Regions from separate parts of the Homo sapiens genome. Here regions 2, 3 and 4 are each linked to region 1. Evidence: chromatin loops called from intact Hi-C (ENCODE). Cell type or tissue: PC-3. All regions are shown on one strand. Each heading gives the region's core, and the rest is flanking DNA. Links, peaks and the distances in the headings are about the cores only.

Region 1 (5,347 bases), core at 81-5,080:
CAAATTTTTAAATAAATTACTTCTATTTAATTGCAACTGATAAAATTTAGGTAAGATACCTTTGAATAATTTATGTGTTTGTAAGAGAGAATTGTAAGGAAGGAGATAAGAGTACTGGCAGCTCTGCTTGACAAAGTCATATAGTACATTCTTTTTTATCCCACACACATTTTCTCTCTTTTCCCTTGGTCCAAACAAAGTTCTGAGGATGGGTGTGAAATGGGAGCAAGGAAGAGAGGAGCTGGAAGACAGCATAGGTCCGCAGCAACATGAGGTGCTTTCATTTTGAATTGGTTTTCCATGTCATGCTCCTTTTTTCACCAAATGGCACAGCACTCAGCATTTGCCTCTACTGGGAAATACCATATGCTGTTTTGCAAAATCCGTAAGGTAATGAACTATGAAACACTATTATGAATTATCATCACCACTCAATCTTTATTAAGCACTCCCTTCTGCCCATTCCAATGGCTGGCATAAGATGGCAAACATGGCAGGTGAAGCCCCTGCCTTAAAGGGTGGCACCTCAGAGGGAAGATTCAGTATTCTCATCGAAGGCTGAGATGGGTTCTTGATTCTTAACTTATAAAATGAAATGGAATTTCTATGACTTATTCCCATCCAGAAGAACTTTGCAGGATAATTATAGAACCTTTTCCAAAGTACTTATAGATTTTACAAATAGGAGAGGAAAAAACATTAGAATGACCTCTTTATCATCTCTTGCATGCATGTGTGAGCGAGTGAGTTGTGTGTGTGTGATCGAGTGTGTGTGCAAGTGTGTGTGAGCGTGTGTGAGCAGTGTGCATGTGTGAGAGCAAGCGAGTGTGTGTGTGTGTTAGGGCAAGTATTATCATATGAGAGTAAATTTACTGGAAAACTTTTAAAGATAAAGTTTATTCTTACTCTGTTCTATTTAAAATTTTCTTAGCATTATTTCAAAAAGTGGCTCTAGTCAATGTTATATCTACTTTATACATACAAACTCAGTTAATCCTCACAACGACCCTTCGAGGTAGGTACTTTATCATTTTACAGATAGAATAACTGAGGGCAGTAGAATTATTATGATTATGTAATTTGGAAAGCCACCAAGCTAAGAAGTAAAAGACCTGGAATTCACACCCTGACAATCAAGGCCTAAAGTGTGAATTTGTGTTCACCATGACATACTTAATACTGAATGTATATCTTCTTCCCTTTCATATGAACTATGTCAGGTCACGATGTCAGCACCACATAGAAATAGTTTTCTTTTGCTTGCTTGCCCTTTCACAGAGATTTCTTCCATGTGCCTTTGCAGCTTCCAAAAGCTGTAGCCTGTTCTTTGAGAAAGCTCTTCTCTCCTTAAGGAGTTGCTCCACATCGGATTGATTCTGGGCCATGCATCATGTCAGCTTGCAAAAGACAAAACCCTTTCTGTTTCTAAAGAAATTTCTCATATTTTGAAATGAAAGCAAGAATTGCTCTGCCGAGGTGCCAAGGGCAACATACTTCCATTACGAAGTGTTTCTAACAAAATGTTTTGGAGATTTTAAAGGGGCAGCTTTCTAAATATCCCAGGCATCTGCAAACAACCAGACATGCAGGCCCGCTTTTCAGCCCAAACATTGTTTCTGGGTTGTATCATTTTTTTTTCCTGAAAGTCAGCACAGCTGTTGCAATGCCCCTTTATCAATTGTCCAATGATCCCAACAATTTTTTTTCCAAGAGTGAATAATCAAAATGGTATTACAGGTCTTTGATTTTGAAATATATGCACTGTTAATATAATTTTGGCCTTCTTTAGCAGAATTTCAAAGGGGAACCAAAGGTTTATATTTATAAAGTTTATAATCATTCCACAAAGTTCAAGACATTTGGCAGTGCTTGGGAAACTTAAAAACAGTAATAAAAGGTTACTGCGAGGAATTCAAAGCTGCCTTGTATGGTAATGCTGATTCAAGCCACCACATACTGCAGCATTAGAAGTTTAGCTGTGATTTGGGGGTTGGATCAGAACTATGCAGCTGTAGAGATATTTAAATGGCTTACCCATTAACAACAAAGAAAGCACTTTGGAAAATTTACAATTAATATCTCCGCTTTGAAAACACATTAGGAGTATGCGGGGGGAGAAAATCATGCATTCTTAGCCTGATTTACTAAGCATCTATCAGCCTCCTTGACTGTTCTCAAGCACCAACCTTGCCTTGCAATTGTAAACTGTGCACTTTTGCCAACCTGGAATGCACACTCTGTCCCTGCCCAGCTCCAGATCATTCTGCATCTGTGCTTGCTCAAACTCTGGTAACCCAAGCTCTTCATTTGTTGGCAGCTGGTAAAAGGGGTTTCCTTATGAGTCACAGTGTGGAGGGAGGCTGAGTAATATACCCTATCCTGTGCTACAATCTGTATGGAATGTATTTGAAATAAAACTAAACTTAGAGTTTAGTTCGACATCTGATTTCAAACACATTCTTGAAAAATTGGAGTGCAATAGGGAAAAAATCACCATGTCTCTCCTGCTACGGAAAGCTTACTCCCCTACAACTGTCTCCAAAGGGACAGAAACTAAATTGCACTCATTCAGGCTCTGAGGTCTCTGATGAGGAAAGAGTCCACAGCTTGGCTTTTTTAGATGATCCTGCTTTCCTGTTATGGCAATGAAGTAGCTAGTCCCATGGCGAAGGAAAGTGGGAAAATGAAGTTGACAATGCACAAGTGTCACAGGCTAAGGCTTTTGTCAATGTTGTTTAACAAATGTAAGCATCTGACAGATCACATCTTTAACTGAAAGAAGGTAAAGAATATTACAAGACAAAGTGTGTTTACAAAAGTCATAGATGATGCAAGAACACTGTTTATCACCATATATTCACCTGTTTACAGTAAGTTCAGGAAAATGGGTTTTCTTACTATTAAATGCAGTAACATGCATTTATCTAGAAAAATAAATTAAGACTATCAAGGTCTAAATATAATTTCAAAAAAACTAGACACACTGTACTAACCAAATATTATATTTTTTTCTTTTTAAATATCATTAGATACCCAAATATCTGAAATGAAAAAAAGATTAGTGACGACATACTGAATGAACGGAAAAACTGGAAAATTTGTGGCTAGAAATTTAGAATTATACTATAAGCTAGATGTATCAAACTCACATATTCTTCCAAATTAGAGAATTAGTTATGCTTCAGAAATATAAAATACATATATGCCAGAAAGTTTGCTCTGTTTACTAAGCAATAAAATAATCATATCTTCTTAATTAATGAATCTTATAAAGTAAATGAAATGGAAATATGTCTGTTACCTGCTGCTTTTGACTAATATTCAAATAAAATAATCAAGTTATTTCCTTCTTATAATTTGTAACACACATTTCTAAATACAGGTGAGTTGCATGAGAAAAGGGGATTGAAAAATAAAAATTTCTATTTGGTTACTTGTAATTTGGGCTTGATACAAAAATTCCTTCAGTACCAACAATCTGATATGGTCACCAGGTATAGCCGATGTTAACAAATCCACCAGATTAAATCAGTATGTAGAAAATGTCAAGTCTGTGTTTACTCAGTTATTCAATAGTCAACACTCAGAGCTTACCAAATACCGTGATATTTACAAGGCATATAAGAAGCTCACCAAGTGAGGACAGAGGCAGACATGCAAACAAGTAACTGTCAAACACAAACTGAATGTTTGTGTCCCCTCAAAATTCGTATGCCAAAATCCTCACCCCTAAGGTGATGGTTATTAAAAGGTGGGCCTTTGGGAAGTGATTAGGTCATGGTGGAGGATGGGGGAACCCTCATGGATAGCATTAGCGCCCTCATAAAGGAAGTCTGAGAGAAATCCTTTGCCCCTTCCACCCTGTGAGGCTAGAGTGAGAAGATGACTATGAGGAAGTGGGCCCTCACCAGGTAGTGAATCTGCCAGAGCCTTGATCTTGGACTTTCCAGATTCTAGAACTAGGAGAAATAAATTTCTGTTGCCTATAAGCCACTCAGTTTATGGTATTTTATTACAGCAGCTCTAACAGACTAGGACCATCATATGCAATGTGATAAGCCCTCAATAGAGGGACACAAAAAGGGAGAAGAAGAGAGCAGAGAAGACTTGGGGGAGGAGGGCAACCTTTGAACTGGGTCTTAATAAGATAATAAGTGACCCAGGAGGAGAAGGGTGGGAATTGGGATAGCAAAGGGCATTCCAAACATAGTTTCACCACAGTCTTGTAGACAGAAGGCATTATGCAGTAAGAAGACATGAGCATCAGGGAGAAGTAACAGTTCTGACCGATGATAAGAGGGTTATTGGCAGGAAGACTAATGGACTTTGGGTTGGTGAAGAAGGGAAGTGGGGTATGAGTATCACTGTAAGGCTAGCTGAAGAGTATGACTATACTCAGTGACATTTTCCCAAAGGTGTTTTATAAAATATTAACTCCATAGACCACTTATTTATTGGATTATTTATGGGGACTAGCAAACAAATTTTTCTTTTTCAAGAAAGTGTGGGAAATGCTCAATTTTTTTTCTGTAAAACTTCTCACAGTCTTCAATGTGCTAATGTATATGGTTCTGCAAGATATGTTAATAAAGATAAAATTCCCCATACTTAGTTCACCAAATATCCCTTTAGCTGCACGGATATTTTGAAAAGTTAGTGTTCCATATAAGAGAGTTTGGAAATGCTACTATAAGGAATCGAGTAAAACAGAAAGTCTTAATTAATAAAGATGTGGAAAATTCATGGCCAAATTTGTATTTTAAAAACCTAACTTTGGCAAGAATATGGAAGAAGGGTTTGTACGTGAGATATAGTTGGGAAACTAGTGTCTGGGCAAAGCCCATGGGAATGAAGGAGAATATCTGAATTGGTAGAATTTCATAACTAAACATCCAGGTGTTCATGGCGAGTGAAGAAGTGAATGAGGGGAAAATGTCAATATATTACTTAATCAAGTGATCAAAGGTAACATAATTCGTAATGAGACAGACATTGTGAGCCTTCTGATGTGATGCACTGAGAAGAACACTACATTACTTATGTTACATCCCTGACAACAATGCATAAGCTGAAACTAGTCTTGAAAATCATTCTATAAAATCAATGGGCTGTTCTGTAAAAAAAAAAAAAAAAAAAAAGTTATAAAAAACAAAGAAAGGTCAAAGAACCACCCCGGATCAAGGACGACTAAAGAGATTTGAAAACTAAGTGCAACTGTGATTCTTCATTGCATTGTGGACCTGTAAAATACATGCTATAAAAGACATCAAAGAGACTATTAGAATAAATTGAATAGATCTTATGAATTAGATAATAGTACAATATCAACTTTTCTGATTTTGAAAAT
Region 2 (5,347 bases), core at 196-5,195, 150 kb after region 1:
AAATAATGTTACCCAAAATGACACCTAAAGAGCAAAGGATCTAGAGAGGTGTCATGAAATTTTCCAAAATAAAATCTCAAACTAAATCAACTTAATTATTAAACAATGTAAATTTGAAATGGGGGTAGAGTGAAGAGGAAGAATTGAAAAATCAAACAAAGAAAACTATCAGTTGAGCTTTCCCTATGACAATGAGAGTAACTGTCAATCGATAACAATGACTATGACCGTAAGTATAACCATCAAAACATATTTAATAAGAGGATTGAAGGTGGTAGACATTTCCCATATTTATTCATTAGCATTCCATCACAGAGAAATCAGCTACCTTTTGGTATATGTGCTAGATTAGTTCAATCAATGATTATTAGCATATGTTTTAATGTCCAAAACCTAAGAGCTGTTGCTGTGCCAAAGAAATCAGGGTGTAGACAAAAGAAATGCAAGGAATCCAGCCTCACCTTTTAAAGTTTTCATGAGACACAGCTTCATGAAGAAAACACTTGTGTATTAATACAAGAAGTTTAACTCAAGAGTGTGTGGGTAGCATATCAAGCAATCAAAGGTAGCTGAGCACAGGAAATGGAAAGAAACAACATAAATGCAGAAAGAATTCAGGCATTGACTACACACCGGCCCGTGAAACTGGCTGCTCCCTTTTCTATCAGATCCTACTCGGTCTGTCATTGGATGGGCAGTTAGTAGAACCAGGGACTAGACAGGAGTTAAGCACCTTATGCATCCCCTTTTCTCTCCACCAACTGCATCTATTATCAAAATACAAACTACTCCCCACCGCCCCCAAAAAAGTGCACTTCAGTTGAAAGTAGTACTCTGGTGGCACAGAGAATGGTATTTCCAATGTCTTTTTCTCAGATTGTTTATGTATTTGCACAGAGTGTTAGCTAAGTCCCTTTATTATTTTTTGCATCACAGCTTCCCTCCATGTTTATTTCTCTGGTTTACACCAGCAGTGTAGTGTTATTTCTCCAAACAAAGGAAATGTGCCAAAGTATAATTTTATAGTGGTCTCCACTAGCCTCCTTCTTTGCCCCCTACCATTTCAGGCTGCTCAGTTCTAGTTTTCCCCACAGGGAAACTTAGTCAAGGATTTTGCATAATAGTTGGGAACTTGTCAAGGATTTTGCATAATAGTTGACATTTTGTGTGTTATGCCTGGCACTATGCTAAAGGTTTCTTATGCATTATCTTATTTGGTCAGTAAAACAACTTTATGAGATATGTTTTTCTATTATCCGCATCTCTAAGATGGGGAAATTAAAGCTTAGAGAGATTAATTCACTGACCAAAGGTGAGCAGAGCTGGATCTGAGCTAGAAGAGGCTAACTCTAAAACCCACACTCTTTTTTTTTTTTTTTTTTTTTGAGACAGAGTCTCACTCTGTCGCCCAGGCTGGAATGCAGTGGTGAGATCTCGGCTCACTGCAACCTCTGCCTCCTGGGTTCAAGTGATGCTCCTGCCTCAGCATCCCAAGTAGCTGGTACTACAGTCATACACGCCACCATGCCTGGCTAATTTTTGTATTTTTAGTAGAAGCGGGGTTTCACCATGTTGCTCAGGCTGGTCTCGAACACCTGACCTTGTGATCCACTCGACTCTGCCTCCCAAAGTGTTGGGATTACAGGTGTGAGCCACTGTGCCCAGCCTTTTTTTTTTTTTTTTTTTTTGAGAGAGAGTCTCACTCTGTCACCCAGGCTGGAGTGCAGTGTCACGATCTTCACTCTGCAACCTCCGCCTTCTAGGTTCAAGCGATTCTCCTTCCTCAACCTCCTGAGTAGCTGGGATTGCAGGTGCACACCATCATGGCCGGCTAATTTTTGTATTTTTAGTAGAGACGGGGTTTTGCCATATTGGCCAGGCTGGTCTTGAACTCCTGACCTCAGGTGATCCATCCACCTAGGCCTCCCAAAGTGCTGGGATTACAGGCATGAGCCGCCATGCCCAGCCTAAACCCCCCATTTGTAGCCACTTCAATATATCTGCTGTCTTTTAAGAAAATGTCAAATCTGTCTAAATTGCCTTTTGAAAAATGAGAAACAACAACAACAACAAAAAAAAAACGAGCAGAAGGCACATTCTCTCATCCTGACTCCCTCCCCACACAACCCACGTGGAAAAGACCTTTACTTATAATTTTATATGAAAGTGACTAATGTACCAAGCTCAGTGCACTTTAAGAGACTCTTTCACTTTTTAAAAAAAGAATTGTGAGCAAAGACTATATTCTCAACAAATACTGTCTTTCTACATCAATTAAGGGATTGCAAGTTTGCATATAGAGAAAATAGGTCTGTACTCTCATTTATGGAATTTAGTCTGGCATTTTTGAGGTAACCATTCATTAGGAACAAAGTTTTGTTTTACAGCTTTATTAAGATAGTACTGATATACAATAAATTATACATACTTAAAGTATAAAGTTTGGAAATTTTTGACATGTTTACTCTGTGAAAACATTACCTACTCAAAATAATAGACATTTCTATACTTCCTAAAGTTTTCCTTTATCTTTGTTATATTTATGTCCCACTCCCCACCCCTTCCCCAGGAACTACTGATCGGCTTTCTGAGACTGCATATTAGGTTTCATGTCACAGATGTTTATATGAATGACATCATGTAGTATATACTCTTTTCCTTCTGGCTTCTTTCACTCAGCATAAATATTTAAGATTCATCTGTGTTGCAGTATGTATCAATGGTTCACTTTTATTGTTGTATAGTATTTCATTGTGGGAATATGTCACAGTTTGTTTTATCCATCCACCAGTTGATGAATATGTGGGTTGTTTCCAGGTTTTGACTTTTAAAGTAGAGCAGCTGTAAGTTTTGGTCTGAATATGTGGTATATCTAGGAATAGAATGACTGGATCATATAGCAAGTCTATGGTCAACGATTTACAAGCTGCCAAGTTATTTTCCAAAGTGATTATTGTACATTTCCACCAACGGTGTGTGAGAAGTGTGTAGAATAACCTTGCTTTTCTCAAATTATGATCAAGAGTTAGTACCTGGCTCCTCAGGGAAAAGAAATGAAAATCCTGGATCATAGTCCCTTATGGACCTTTTGTCTTCATTAGAAAATTATGTAATAAATATATCAAGCAAGGTCTCCTGGAATGAAAATTTTATGACACCACATGAAGATAAAAAACATGTTTTGAATAAATTAAATAATTAGCTAATTGTTTTGGAGATCCTTGACTAAGACATGGAAATACCTCTTCAGAATTGCTCAGGTCTTCTGAGGATGCATCTGCATATGACACTAGGGCGAGGATGTGTGACTCAGAAATTCCACTCACTGGAAGTCAAGGCATATTTTTTTTTTTTTCTAGCTGGGCTTAAAGCCAATGTCACCATAACTTTAATGGACTCAGTGTAGCTGTGAGTTGTATTATCTCAGGAGTATAATCATAAAGATAAGTTGAAAACAGCATTCCAGGAGATTGCCAACACTCTATTATAAAGTAAATAAATACAGATGGGGCACTACACTGAAAATGTGGCATGAAGTTGCCATCCACGGCAGAGGTCAACATTTGGACCTGATAAATGAAGCCAAGTCATAGATAAGAAAAAAATATCTAGGACCAAAAGAACAAATATTTAAGAGTGGAGCCCTCAGAAAAAGAAAGAATCATCCATAGGAATAAAAGAAAAAGAAAGGTAAGGAGTCTTCTGGCATAGAAACGGCAGCATTTAGGATGAACTGTCCTCAAGACTATCTCCAATGCTGTTCCTTCTTCATGACTGAATCCCCTACACTTGCTGTCTCATCTCCCTAGGGTCAGCTGGACCTGTTGGACTTGAGGTGTCAATTTGGATGTTTAATTTTGATTTAAACTCAATTTTAGATACTTTTCTCTTTTGAGATCTTCATATTTAATCCATTATTCAAACTCGTGTAGCTAATGAAATGATGGGGGAGAATAGAAGCCTTAGTTTTACATATACGATCAGTATGATGGTGATTTTTTTTCCTGTATAAATTCTATGTAAAAGAAACCTGGTTTGAACCCCCCCCCAAATTAGAGTTACTTCCTAATGATTTTTAATGTAATCTGATTTTTTTTTCGGGCTTCTTTCTTGTGCTTGTTTTTCAGACATATGAAGGAGGGTCTTTTCATATTAAATTGTTTTCCTGGCAGCACCTGAACCAAAGGATCAGACTTAAAATAAGTCTTTTTCCAATGTTATGTTGAAATTGGATACGACATTTCTCACAAAACTTCTAAGTCAAACAGTGATGAGAAACTACTGCCTAAAAGGTACCTATTTAAGACAGAGACTATATATAGGTTTTTTAGAAGTTCTTGTTCTTCTCCCTCTGCAAAGCACCACACATATCCATGTTTCATTTATAAATAGATTTGAAAATTACTTTCGTGCACCTGCATTAACCATTTTCTGTTCTGTATGATGAAATACAGTCCTTGGGAAGATTTTTCCTGGGTCATGGTTTAAAAAAAAAGAGAATGCTGAAGACTATGACTAAAATTCCTTTGTTAAAGCCCAAAGTCAATCAAATCTATTTCCATCCTTAGCAACATGTGGTTCCATTAAAGTTAATCACTTTTCTATTTCGGTGTATAGGCATTAATTCCCTACTTTAAGGAGTTTAATAGTTGAAGAAAAAAAGTACAATTCCAGAAATAAGTACTCTCATGAACATTTGCAGAATATTTGTCTTGTCCGAGATGTTTCAGAAACAAATAAATGAAATGTAGGAAACAAGATATGGGCATGATGCACTATTTCCTTGAAAGAATGCATTGGCCATTTGTCATGTGGGGACTTAATACCTTTTATTGTATTATATTCTTCTATAAAGGTATTCTTCTAGACATCAAGCATGAGAGTTTCCAGAAGCCATTTTTTTGCTATGTTCTTTAGTTTGTGTTCTCTAATACAACTCCAAGAACCATACCGGAGAACCAAACAGAGTGGTTCTGGCCAGGGCTCACTCTTTCTCTGTTTCTCTCTCCTGTCATCTCTATTTCAACAATATCTCTTAGCTTTGCTTCTCTTTGGGTGCAGCATTATTCTCTTCTACTGCAAATAAGAAGATTCCTCCAGGTGTCCAGAAAGATGGTCACCAGTGGCCCTAGGCAAACATTATTTGAACAACAAGATGTACTCAATTAGATTATTTATTTTTGCCTACACAGTTTATACAAGTTACAGATAAAATAGTACAAAGTTGTATTTGCTATTATTTTCTCTTTCTAAAACCTTCCCTCTACCTTTAGTTGTGTTCATTTTCTTATTTCTAATATTATACTATGTACTTGTACTGTCTTTTTTATCTTGACCAATCCACAGA
Region 3 (5,347 bases), core at 149-5,148, 160 kb after region 1:
CCACCCACCTGGATTGCAGCAGTGCCAATCCTAACCCACTGCTGACACAGTGCACTCACTTCTCTGCTTACTACTTTCCCAGTCCCAAGACCTCTTGGCCAAACTGCCACTTCTCTCAGATGTGGATTCTCCCATTCCACTGTCCCTGTGTCATATGAGCCTCCTAACTTCCAAGATTCAAGATGAGTGGCAGGACATGAGATGACTGATTCGCATACTCCCACTTAAAGTTAGTTGTATCATGTCCTACTCACACACACACACACACACACACACACTCCAGACTCCCAATGTGAGGGAGTGGCATAACACGTGGTCCCTACAATGCTTCTAACTTACTTATTTTCTAAGCTCTCCATTCCTATGAAATCATTTTATCCAGTATGAAATTCACAAAGAGAAACTTACTGCTTCTTGGCCTTTTGCTAAAGAGCAAGTGCAGAAAGACACACATATTCTCTTTGGCAGTGGGCCTACATCAAATCGTTATGGTCTCGTACCAAGATGTCTTTTGACTGAGGAAGCTAAGAATACGGCTCCTTGTTCTCACCAGTGGACTCCTCCTCAGCAGCAGGGGCTCCCTTCCCCACTACCCATGAGGGAGATGGTGGCAGTTCAACAGGAAAATGGTAAGTTCACATCAGTTAGCATTTTGAACAAATTAATACTCCGTATGCCATCTTACCATACATTTCTTGTCTCTGCAATGAGGCTGAGCGAGACTGTCCCAAATGTGTTTTTATCCTGAGTCTGAGGCAGGCTGAACTTTAATCTGCATGATGTGCTGCAGCTTGCCATCATGTCGGGACAGCAGATCCAGTCCCTTGAGTAAGCCAGTTGGTCACAGTTCAGGAGAGGCTGAGATGATCTGTGATGAAATGATGGATGAAATGTGAAGATCCCCAGCCAATCCTTAGAGACAGGGGTGCCATCTGAGTCCTCCCACTAGGGCCAATGACAGTTGGCAGTGACATATTAAAACAATTATGTCTGTTGCATTCTGTTTTTCATTGCCTAATTCTCCACTTTGTACTGCAAAACTACATTCCTCAGGACTTGAAAGAGAGACCACAAAATGTCACACCCTAGTTCTCTAATGTTCAAAACTAAGAAACACAAAACTCAACATGTACTGGACTTCATGTTTATTCACTGAAGATGTGGAAGATAAATTCTGTCTTCTTAACATCAAAATTCAGACCACCCTGCTTAGACCTGCTAATGCTTACAGCAATATTACATTATTTGTGAAATGACTATCCAGCATTAACCTAGCTTTGGGTTGTTTCAAAAACCCAATTTCTCTAAATGCATAGTATGTGTTGTCCTAATTTTATTTGATGGAATAATCATTTGGTAAGAATAGCATTTCTCTATGCTTTGATGAAATATATTCATCCTTGAGGCAAAGAACAAGTAACTATACAGAAGGAAAAATCAAAACCCTTCTTTGTGAGAAAGCCATTCGCAACAAAGCACTGCTTGGAAATTTAAAAAGAAGGTCCAATTCTGCTTCTAAAATTATTAATTAGAAGGAAGATTAATACCTTCCATAGTAACTGGAAATAATTGAATCAATTCTGAAATATCACCTGACAATTTTTCACTGTGGTGTTAATAATGTATTATTTTCATGATGGGGAAATGACATAAGTTTTTCATGTTTTGTGCATATTTAAAATAAGAATATTCATGAACAAAGGCAGCATGCCTTGATGGATTTAGAATTAGAAGTTAGGATCCCAGAGCTTGTGCTTCAATGAACTTTTAAAACATCACTTTGTTTTATTTGTTTGTTATATTTAACTGCATGAGAGGCGTGAAATTACCTGAGAAAAAAGAGGGCAATGTCAAATATTTCAGTACTGGACTGCCATCATCTTAATGGTGATATTGGAAGGATATCAAATCACATTTGCCTTATCAAGAAATTTCTATGTACAGGAAGAAAAATAATAGCACACAATCAACTTCTGGCAATGACAGTTCTCACTTTGATATGCCATAGAAGGTCACCAAAGCCAAAATAAACATCAAACTTTCCAACAAACACCTGAATTATTTCAAATACAGCAAAGCCTCTATGCCATACTAACTCGGTACCTGGCCCAGAGAAAGCACTCAGTAACTTTTTGTTTGAAACAATAAAAGAAAATGCTCAGTGGTCAATGTATTGTTTCAGATTGGTGCATTGATAAATGATAACTCAGAAAGTATTCGTTGGGTACCATGTGCCTAGGCTGAGGTATTACAAAGACAAATCGCATCTCTTTCTTCATGAAAGAGGCATGTAAAAAATTACAAGCCAATGTGTTAAGTACAGAAATAGAGTCACATAAAATTTTATGGGAATATAATAAAGACAAGTATTAATAACTCTGCCTAACAGTCTTACAGAAGTAGCCACAGAGTGACTAATGTATGAGCTGGTTCTTGAGGCATGAATAGGATTTAGGTAGGTGGAGAAGAGTAGAAGAGGATATCCCAGAAATAAGGATCAGAATGTACAAAGGCATGACATTAAAACAAAAAATCCTGTTTACCACACAGGGAGAAAGAAGTTCAGTATGGCAAGTTCAGGAGTGTATGTGTGAAGTGTCCCAAGATGTGGTTGGGAAGTTTAAGACAAGACCATCTTGTGAAAGCATTTTTAAGACATTCTAAGAATTTTGAATATTTTCCTGTAGGTATCAGGAAGTTATTAAAGTTATGTAAGCAGAAATACCATATAATTGAATTTGAGTTTTATAAAATTTGCTCTGTCGGCAGGAAGTAAGAAGTCTCAGTTTAGGGAGGGAGGGGCAGAATTAGGAGAAAAACTCTCAGGAAAGAAATTCTATTCATAAGCATGGAATGTTTTCCATTCATTTTGTCATCTCTGATTTTTTTCAATAATTTTTTCTTTTTTTCTTTTTCTTTTTTTTTCAATTGGAGTCTCACTCTGTCACCCAGGCTGCAGTGCAGTGGCACGATCTCAGCTCACTGCAACCTCCACCTCCCAGGTTCAAGCAATTCTGCTGCTTCAGCCTCCCGAGTAGCTGGAATTACAGGCATGTGCCACCACATCCTGCTAATTTTTGTATTTTTTGGTAGAGATGGAGTTTCACCATGTTGGCCAGGCTGGTTTCAAACTCCTGACCTCAGGCAATCTGCCCGCCTTGGCCTCCTAAAGTGTTGGGATTACAGGTGCAAGCCATCGTGCCTGGCCAGTAATGTTTTGTAATTCTTATTGTAGAGATCTTTAACCTCCCTGTTAGCTGTATTTCTAGATATTTTATTCTTTTTGTGACTATTGTGAATAGGAAGAATCAAAATCATTAAAATGCCCAAAGCAATTTATAGATTCAATGCTATTCCTATTAAACTACCAGTGACATTGTTTACAGAATTAGAAGGAAACATTCTAATATTCATTTGGAACCAAAAAAGAGCCTGAATAGCCAAAGCAATCCTAAGTAAAAAGAAAAAAACTGGAGGCATCACACTACCAAACTTCAAACTATACTACAGGGATATAGTAACTAAAACAGCATGGTACTGGTTCAAAAACACATAGACCAATGGAGCAGGTTAGATAACCCAGAAATAAAGCCTCACACATACAACCATCTGATTCTCAAAAAAGCTGACAAAAACAAGAAATGTGGAAAGGACTCCTTAAATGTAAAACCTAAAACTATAAAAACCCTAGAAATACCATTCTGGATATTGACCCAGGCTAAGATTTCATGAAAAAGGCTCCAAAATAATTGCAACAAAAACAAAAATTGACTACTGGGACCTAATTAAACTAAACAGTTTCTGCACAGCAAAATAAACTATCAACAGAGTAAATAGATACCCTAGAAAATGGGAGAAAATATTTGTGAACTATGCACCTGACAAAGGTCTAATATCCCGAATCTATAAGAAACTCAAGTCAACAACCAAAAACCTAACAACCCCATTGACAAGTGGGCAACGAAGAACAGGCACTTCTCAAAAGACACAGACACGGCCAACAAGCGTATAAAAAAATGCTCAATATAACCAATTATTAGGGAAATGCAAATCAAAACCACAATGAGATACTATCTCACACCAGTCAGAATGGCTATTATTAAAAAGTCAAAAAATAACAGATGCTGCCAAGATTGTGGAGAAAAGAGAATGCTTATACACTGCTGGTGGGAATGTAAATACGTTTAGCCACTGTGGAAAGCATTTGGAGATTTCTCAGAGAATTTAAAACAGAATTACCATTCAACCCAGCAATCCCACTACTGGGTATATACCCAGAGGAAAATAAATTTTGCTACCAAAAAGACACATGCACTTGTACATCCATCACAACACTATTCACAAGAGCAAAGACATTAAATCAACCAAGATGCCCATCAACAGTGGACTGGATAAAGAAAATGTGATACACACACACACACACACACACACACACACACACATATATATACACACACACACATATATATATATATACACATATATATATATATATATATACATACATACTGTGGAATACTACGTAGCTATAAAATACATGAGATCATGGTCTTTGCAGCAATATGGATGGAGCTGGAGGTCATTATCCTATGTGAATTAATATGGAAACAGAAAACCAAATACCTCATGATCTCACTTATAAGTGGGAGCTACACATTAAGTACACATGGACACAAAGAAGGGAATAATAGACACTGGGGTCTGTTTGAGGGTGGAGGGTGGAAGGAGGGTGAAGATTGAAAAAACTACCAATCAGGTATTATGCTGATTACCTGGGTGACAAAACTATCTGTACACCAAACCTCTTTGACATGCAATTTACCCATGTAACAAACTTGCACATGTAACCCTTGAATGTAAAATTAAAGTTGGAAAGAAAAAAGAAAGAAAGGAATCCTAAGAACCCATGGAGAATTCAAATACAACAAAGACTGACAAATAATCACCTCTCTATCCCCAAGTGCTTGGCCCTCAATAATTCAGGGCTTATTAAATAAATGAACAGATGAATTAATGTCTATTGGAGTTAACTTTGAGATCAGGATTAAACGTGGCATACGCGATTTTAGTGAAACAGATAACTGAGATTGCAATGGGCTAATTAGCCGACATTCTGCAATACGTCCTAGTCATTTTTCAGAAAAATTTTCAATCACATTAAGTTACATATGGACTCAGAATGGAATTAAAAATTAAATCTAGAGTAGTAAGCCATGCTGCAGACCATTTTACATTGTAGTTTATTATACTGTTTTTATAATTATGAAGTATTAATATATGCCAGATAATTATCAGTTCTATTTTCAAATAATTTTCTCTTTCACAATTAATGAAAATATTCCAATTT
Region 4 (5,347 bases), core at 244-5,243, 300 kb after region 1:
CATGGAAGTAAAATTTCATTTATTTCTTTATAAGCATTTTCAGTAAAGTTTCATAATGTTCTATGTAGAGTTTTTTCATGTTTTATGATTTATTTATTCTAAGTATGATAATTATTATGCCTAGTGACTATTTTAGTACATATTTGCTAATTGTTGACTGTCTTTAGACAAGCAATTGACTTAATATTGAGGCATAATTAACATTAAAGTGAAATACATATATCCTAACTACAGTTCAATGACTTTTGACAAATGTTACGTTTTTTAATTGCCAAATATATAAAATTTCTTAAATTAGTTTTCGTTTTAATTTCTAGCTCTATTTTTGGATAAAATATGATCTAAATATACTTGTTTTTGAAATGTATTAAGACATTTTATGGTCAGGTCCATGATAAATTTTTATAAATATTTAATGTATGCTTCAGAGGAATAAGCATCCTCTAATTTTTAGATGCAGAATTCAATATATGTCTATTATATCAGCCTTATGTTTTGTTGTTCAGATTTTCAATATTTTAATGACTTTTTTGTCTAGTCCGTTTCTTAAATGAGAAGACTAGACTATCGGTCCCTCCTAATGGATTTATAATTGTTTGCTTTATATACATTTCAAGCTACTCTATTCAGTGCATACCTGTTTAGAAATATTCTATCTTACAGATATGTTGGTTCTACATACCTTTTATGGTTAGGTAGTGAGTCTTCCTATCTTTAATTATTGTTTTGTCATAAAGTTTATTTTGCTAAAAACTTACACAGTCATACCTGCTTACTTAAGCACTTTCCTGGCTGGGCGCGGTGCTCACGCCTGTAATCCCAGCACTTTGGGAGGTCGAGGCAGGTGGATCACCTGAGGTCAGGAGTTCGAGACCAGCCTGGACAACATGGTAAAACCCTGTCTCTACTAAAACTAAAAAAATTAGCCAGACATGGTGGTGGGCACCTGTAATCCCAGCTACTGGGGAAGCTGAGGCAAGAGAATCGCTTGAACCCGGGAGGCAGAGGTTGCAGTGAGCCGAGATCACAAGACTCCATCTCAAAAAAATAAAATAAAATAAAATAAAAGATAAACATCTTCCTGATGTATTTAGGTCCAATCTTTTACTCTGAGGGCTGTCATGCACTAGCAATATCAGCAGTACACTACCCAGCTCTAGGTAATGCCATTTAGAGAGACTGTCATGTGAATGGTATCTCTTAGACTGTATGCCTATAAGGTTTCCATGTTCTTATGCTTTATGAGAGTCTTTTATAAACAGCACAGGGTTGGATTTTGTTTTTTATCCAATCTGATGGTCTATTCTTTAACTGGCACATTGGGTCTATTTATATTCATGGTGATTGTTGATACATTTTTCTTTTCTTCTATTTTCTTACATTTTATTGCAAGTATTCTATTTTTTGTTTCTTTTTAATACTTTCTTATTTAAAGTAATTAATATATATACAGTATATTATATATATATATATATATATGTTTGTGTATATACACCCTCTAACTAGACAAGATTTTTAGTATATGTTCATTACTTTTGGTCTTCCCCCCACCAGGGTTGCCAATCATATTGACACCATATAGAGCTTTAATTCTGTGGTATTTTGGATATAGTTCTTTTTTTTCTTGATATTTTTTCTTCTCTTTCTCTTTTGGAGCACTTATGTTAAAATATCTTTTCAATGGTAGTCCTTTTTATGGTAAAAAGGACTTGTATGCCTGAGAATATTTTTATTGTCATCACATGTTTGAAATACAAATTTATTAATTGTAAAATTCTACCTTCAAATTTATTTTCTTAAGTATTTTTTAAAAATTACTCCATTGCCTCTGGAATTCTGCATTTATTGAAAACTCCGATGTCATTTGTGTCATTTATCATTTTCTCTTTGCCTATGATATTCTTAAATCTCAATATAATGGACCTGTGTGTGAATTTTTAAAATATATATTTACTTAATATTTTTAATATATATTTCCCATGAAGTGGTTCTCTAAAGACCATTTCAATCTGTAGCTGTTCTTTCTTTTGAAAATGTTCTTCACATTTCTTTAAATATTTTCCTCTTTTAATTTTTATAATTTTTCCTTCAGGGACTCTAAGTATCTAAAACCTGGTACTTCTATTATCTCTGGCTATGAACTTTTACATTTTCTATCATTCTAGAAGCATTCTTCCATCTGGTCTTTCAACTCCATCATTCTTTAGCTGTAGCTATGTCACTATTTATCCCACCTATTAGGTTCCTTCAAGTCTACATTTTTATCCTGATATTTTACATGGCTTTTTTTTGTGGGGGGAATTTCTTGTCTTGGTTCATGTTGCTAATACATTTCTTTTTCTCAATTAGGATGTTTATTTAAGAAGATATAAATTATTGGTCCTTTTGTTCTAATATATCTGCTCCCAGGGGTGTTCGTCATCCAGTTTGTTATTCTGCTTTTGAGATCGTTTACTCCTCAGATGTCCTCTACCCAACCCATAAATGAAGAAATAGCCCAAGGCTCCATCCTAAGCCCTCTTCTTGTCTCTCTGTGCATGTTCTCTCCAGATTCTCTCATCTTCCGTGGCTGTCTCATAGATAAAAACTGTATTACTCATGCTTCCTCCACCCTGCCAAATATTCTACATCATTTTTAATTGTTCAATCATCCACATAGCTACCCAAGCTTAAAACCTATGAGTCCCCAGAGACTTTTCTTTTCCTCAAGACCTATAGCCAATTCATTACCAGATTCTATCAGTTCCTTCTTCAAAATATATCTTGCTTTTGCACCCCTGCCTCGATTCCACTGCCACAACCTCAGTATGAGCAGCCATAATTTAAATCCTGGTCTACTTTAGGCAGTCTACCTGTTTCCACCCTTAACCCCACCCAACTCATTTGGCCACTTTGCTCTACAGCAACACATATTTTCACAGAGGTACACACACATACACACACACAGAACTTAAAATCCTCTAGTATTTTCTCACTGCATTCAGTAAAATGCATTCATAAAATCACATCTCTTTACCAAGGCCTACAAAGTTATCTGATTCAGCTCCTGCCTATCTCTCCAATCTAATTGCATACCACAACCTCCTCATGATCTGTGCTCTAGACACACTGATGTTCCTTCAGTCCCAAGAACATGCTATGGTCCCTCTCAAAGTCAGAGGACTTTGCACAGCTGCTCCTTCTGACCAAGATGATCTTACACCATTCTCTCTACTTTGCTACCTCCTTCTCATTCTTTAGGTCTCAGCCTCAATGTCAACCCTCAGAGAGGTCTCCCATGTCTTCCCTAAGTGAAGCAAGTCCTTTTATCTTAATCTCTATCTTAGCTTCTTGCCTACTTCCTTCACAGTACATACCATATTGAGTAATTAACTGTTCACAGTGTTTAGTTTTTCACCACTTTTAGGATTTAAACTCCATGAGGCAGAGATTTTACCATGAGAGCAATTAATATTTGTTGGATGAATGGTCAGACCATCCTGGAGACTATGAATGCATGAGGTGCCAAATTTCTGCAGTGCCACTAATAATGCCATGAAGAAAATCACCCAACCCACTCTGAAATAAATTACAGCATTATTAACAACATGCTTGCCATTTATTTTTCTTTTTAGACTTTATTTCTCCATGATTTTGTTCTCCAACAAAACATCCTCTAAGGTACCCATTTGAACTTTTTTTAATGTCAAAACATGAGTCTCTCTAATGAAAATTTTAGCAAGGACTACCATGGATGTTTGATATACATATTTTTCTTACTTGAATAATAGCAACCACATGTTGATACAGCTATTAAGGAAAAAGAAGTTTTTCCAGCAGCTGTTGACTTCATCAATTCCTCTCTGCAATGAGTCACTCAAACTTCCACAGAGCTAGAAAAGAAAAAAAAAAAAAGAAAGTTGCAAGTAAGGAAGTAGGGATTTTTTTATTGTGATGAGAGAGGAGTGGGAAGAGTTAGACAGGGAGAAAGTGAATAAAATCAACTAGAATGAGAGATTTGATTCCATAGAAAGTTGAGTAATTTGCGTGTCAAAAAGATAAAACTATACACTTGCCTAGTACTTTAACAACACAACTGAAAAGCATGTGGAAACTGGCATAAAAGGTGGGGTATTTGCAACGAGAAAAATGCAGTCATTTTTTTAAAAAAGCAACAGCTGCCAGTTTGAGCCACTCTACAAATGGCCAAGAAAGAAACCTACTCCTCTCCTTCAGTTGTATTAATATAATGCCAACCATTAATGAGATAATAACTATCCCAGGCAACAGTCAACGTCTTTTTGAGAGGATGTTTCTTAAATTCCCCATCACATTGCACAACCTCTTGGAAAAGGTGAGATTTAATTACCTGCCAACTCTGAGACAGAAAGTTCTGTTGACTGTATGACACAAGTAAGCACTCAGTAAAGTACATAGCACAATATGCACTTTGATTAATATAAATTGGCTTCAGAGTGACTTTGCATTTTTACAGTGATTGTGTTGTTTGTCTCGTTGCCTTTCATATTGCCTGCTAAATAATAATAGCCTTTATTTATTGAGCACATACCACATACAAGAGAATGTGCTAAGCATTTTGCAAATATTACTGACAACAGCCCTATGTGCTATGTATTATTATCTAGGTCAAGTAGATACTATTGCTCTGTTTTAGAGATCAAGAAATAGAAGTTTAGAATGGTTAAATAACCAACTCCAGGTTGCCCAATGAGTTTAATACCCACGACTATTAGCTTCAAAGCTATTCTTATAGAGAAACTCACTATGTGCTTGGGAGAAAGCGCGTGTGACACCATTTGACAGTATTACAATAGCATTGTGTGTCATCAATGGGAAAAAAAGAAGAGTGAATGATTAAAAGCCATGCAAATAATGTATTCTCTAGTCTAAGTTTCTGTTAATAATTGTTCATGTTACTGCTTCAACAGGCATTTATGGAGCAACTATTTGGTATCACAGGGATTAAAAAGATAAGCAAGACAAAGGTCTTTGTCTTCATGGAAGCTCAGTGAAGCCCCTACAAAGGCAACTCCAAGATGAAATTAATATTTTGCTCTTTTTCTGTTGAGAAAATAACTTTTTGTAAAATAAAAATTATTGACAATCAATTGTACAGTTTAATACAGTGGCTTTAAAACTGTACCTTATTGAATCCCGAGGTATTGACCAGCTCCCCTAAGATAACAGAGGTGGATTAGGGACAGAGGTCTGTGAAATGGTGTCTACCACTTTCCCTCAAACACACAAGTTCTGTTTTAATTTCTTTTCATGTTAATTTTCAGCATAACATTTTGTTTGACTAAGCAGTTCTATCACAAAGAAAATTTGAAAACCTTTGATTGACTTG

Evidence for each region. Hi-C counts contacts between places; a loop is a spot of excess contacts. Peaks named below come from ENCODE experiments on the same cell type or tissue, not always from the same donor. Only the 100,000 strongest peaks of a DNase experiment are listed, where the experiment ranks them.
Region 2: it touches region 1 in a loop (2.8-fold over the local background); 14 of 110 quality-filtered maps call a loop at or near these places.
Region 3: a loop joins it to region 1, with 2.7 times the contacts of the local background. A loop is called at or near these places in 20 of 110 quality-filtered maps.
Region 4: a loop joins it to region 1, with 2.5 times the contacts of the local background. A loop is called at or near these places in 23 of 110 quality-filtered maps.

Annotation. Positions count from the first base shown.
Region 1 is chr7:116,269,877-116,275,223 of GRCh38, forward strand. No RefSeq gene overlaps it. Among named protein-coding and RNA genes, the nearest start is that of TES, 62 kb to the left of the region's middle. In PC-3, for the core only: no CTCF peak of the experiment used is centred there; DNase peaks (open chromatin) are centred at 2,295 and 3,585; H3K4me3 peaks cover 1,777 bases; H3K27ac peaks cover 4,567 bases.
Region 2 is chr7:116,423,195-116,428,541 of GRCh38, forward strand. The region is part of intron 1 of CAV2-DT (CAV2 divergent transcript); the gene reads right to left. Among named protein-coding and RNA genes, the nearest start is that of CAV2-DT, 74 kb to the right of the region's middle. In PC-3, for the core only: no CTCF peak of the experiment used is centred there; a DNase peak (open chromatin) is centred at 3,317; H3K27ac peaks cover 1,921 bases.
Region 3 is chr7:116,432,491-116,437,837 of GRCh38, forward strand. All of the region lies in intron 1 of CAV2-DT (CAV2 divergent transcript), which reads right to left. Among named protein-coding and RNA genes, the nearest start is that of CAV2-DT, 64 kb to the right of the region's middle. In PC-3, for the core only: no CTCF peak of the experiment used is centred there; a DNase peak (open chromatin) is centred at 2,481; H3K4me3 peaks cover 376 bases; H3K27ac peaks cover 2,159 bases.
Region 4 is chr7:116,567,359-116,572,705 of GRCh38, forward strand. It overlaps COMETT (cytosolic oncogenic antisense to MET transcript), which reads right to left. Exons shown (of 5, transcript NR_165033.1): 4 at 3,760-3,872. Among named protein-coding and RNA genes, the nearest start is that of CAV1, 45 kb to the left of the region's middle. In PC-3, for the core only: no CTCF peak of the experiment used is centred there; DNase peaks (open chromatin) are centred at 2,553 and 3,843; H3K27ac peaks cover 3,149 bases.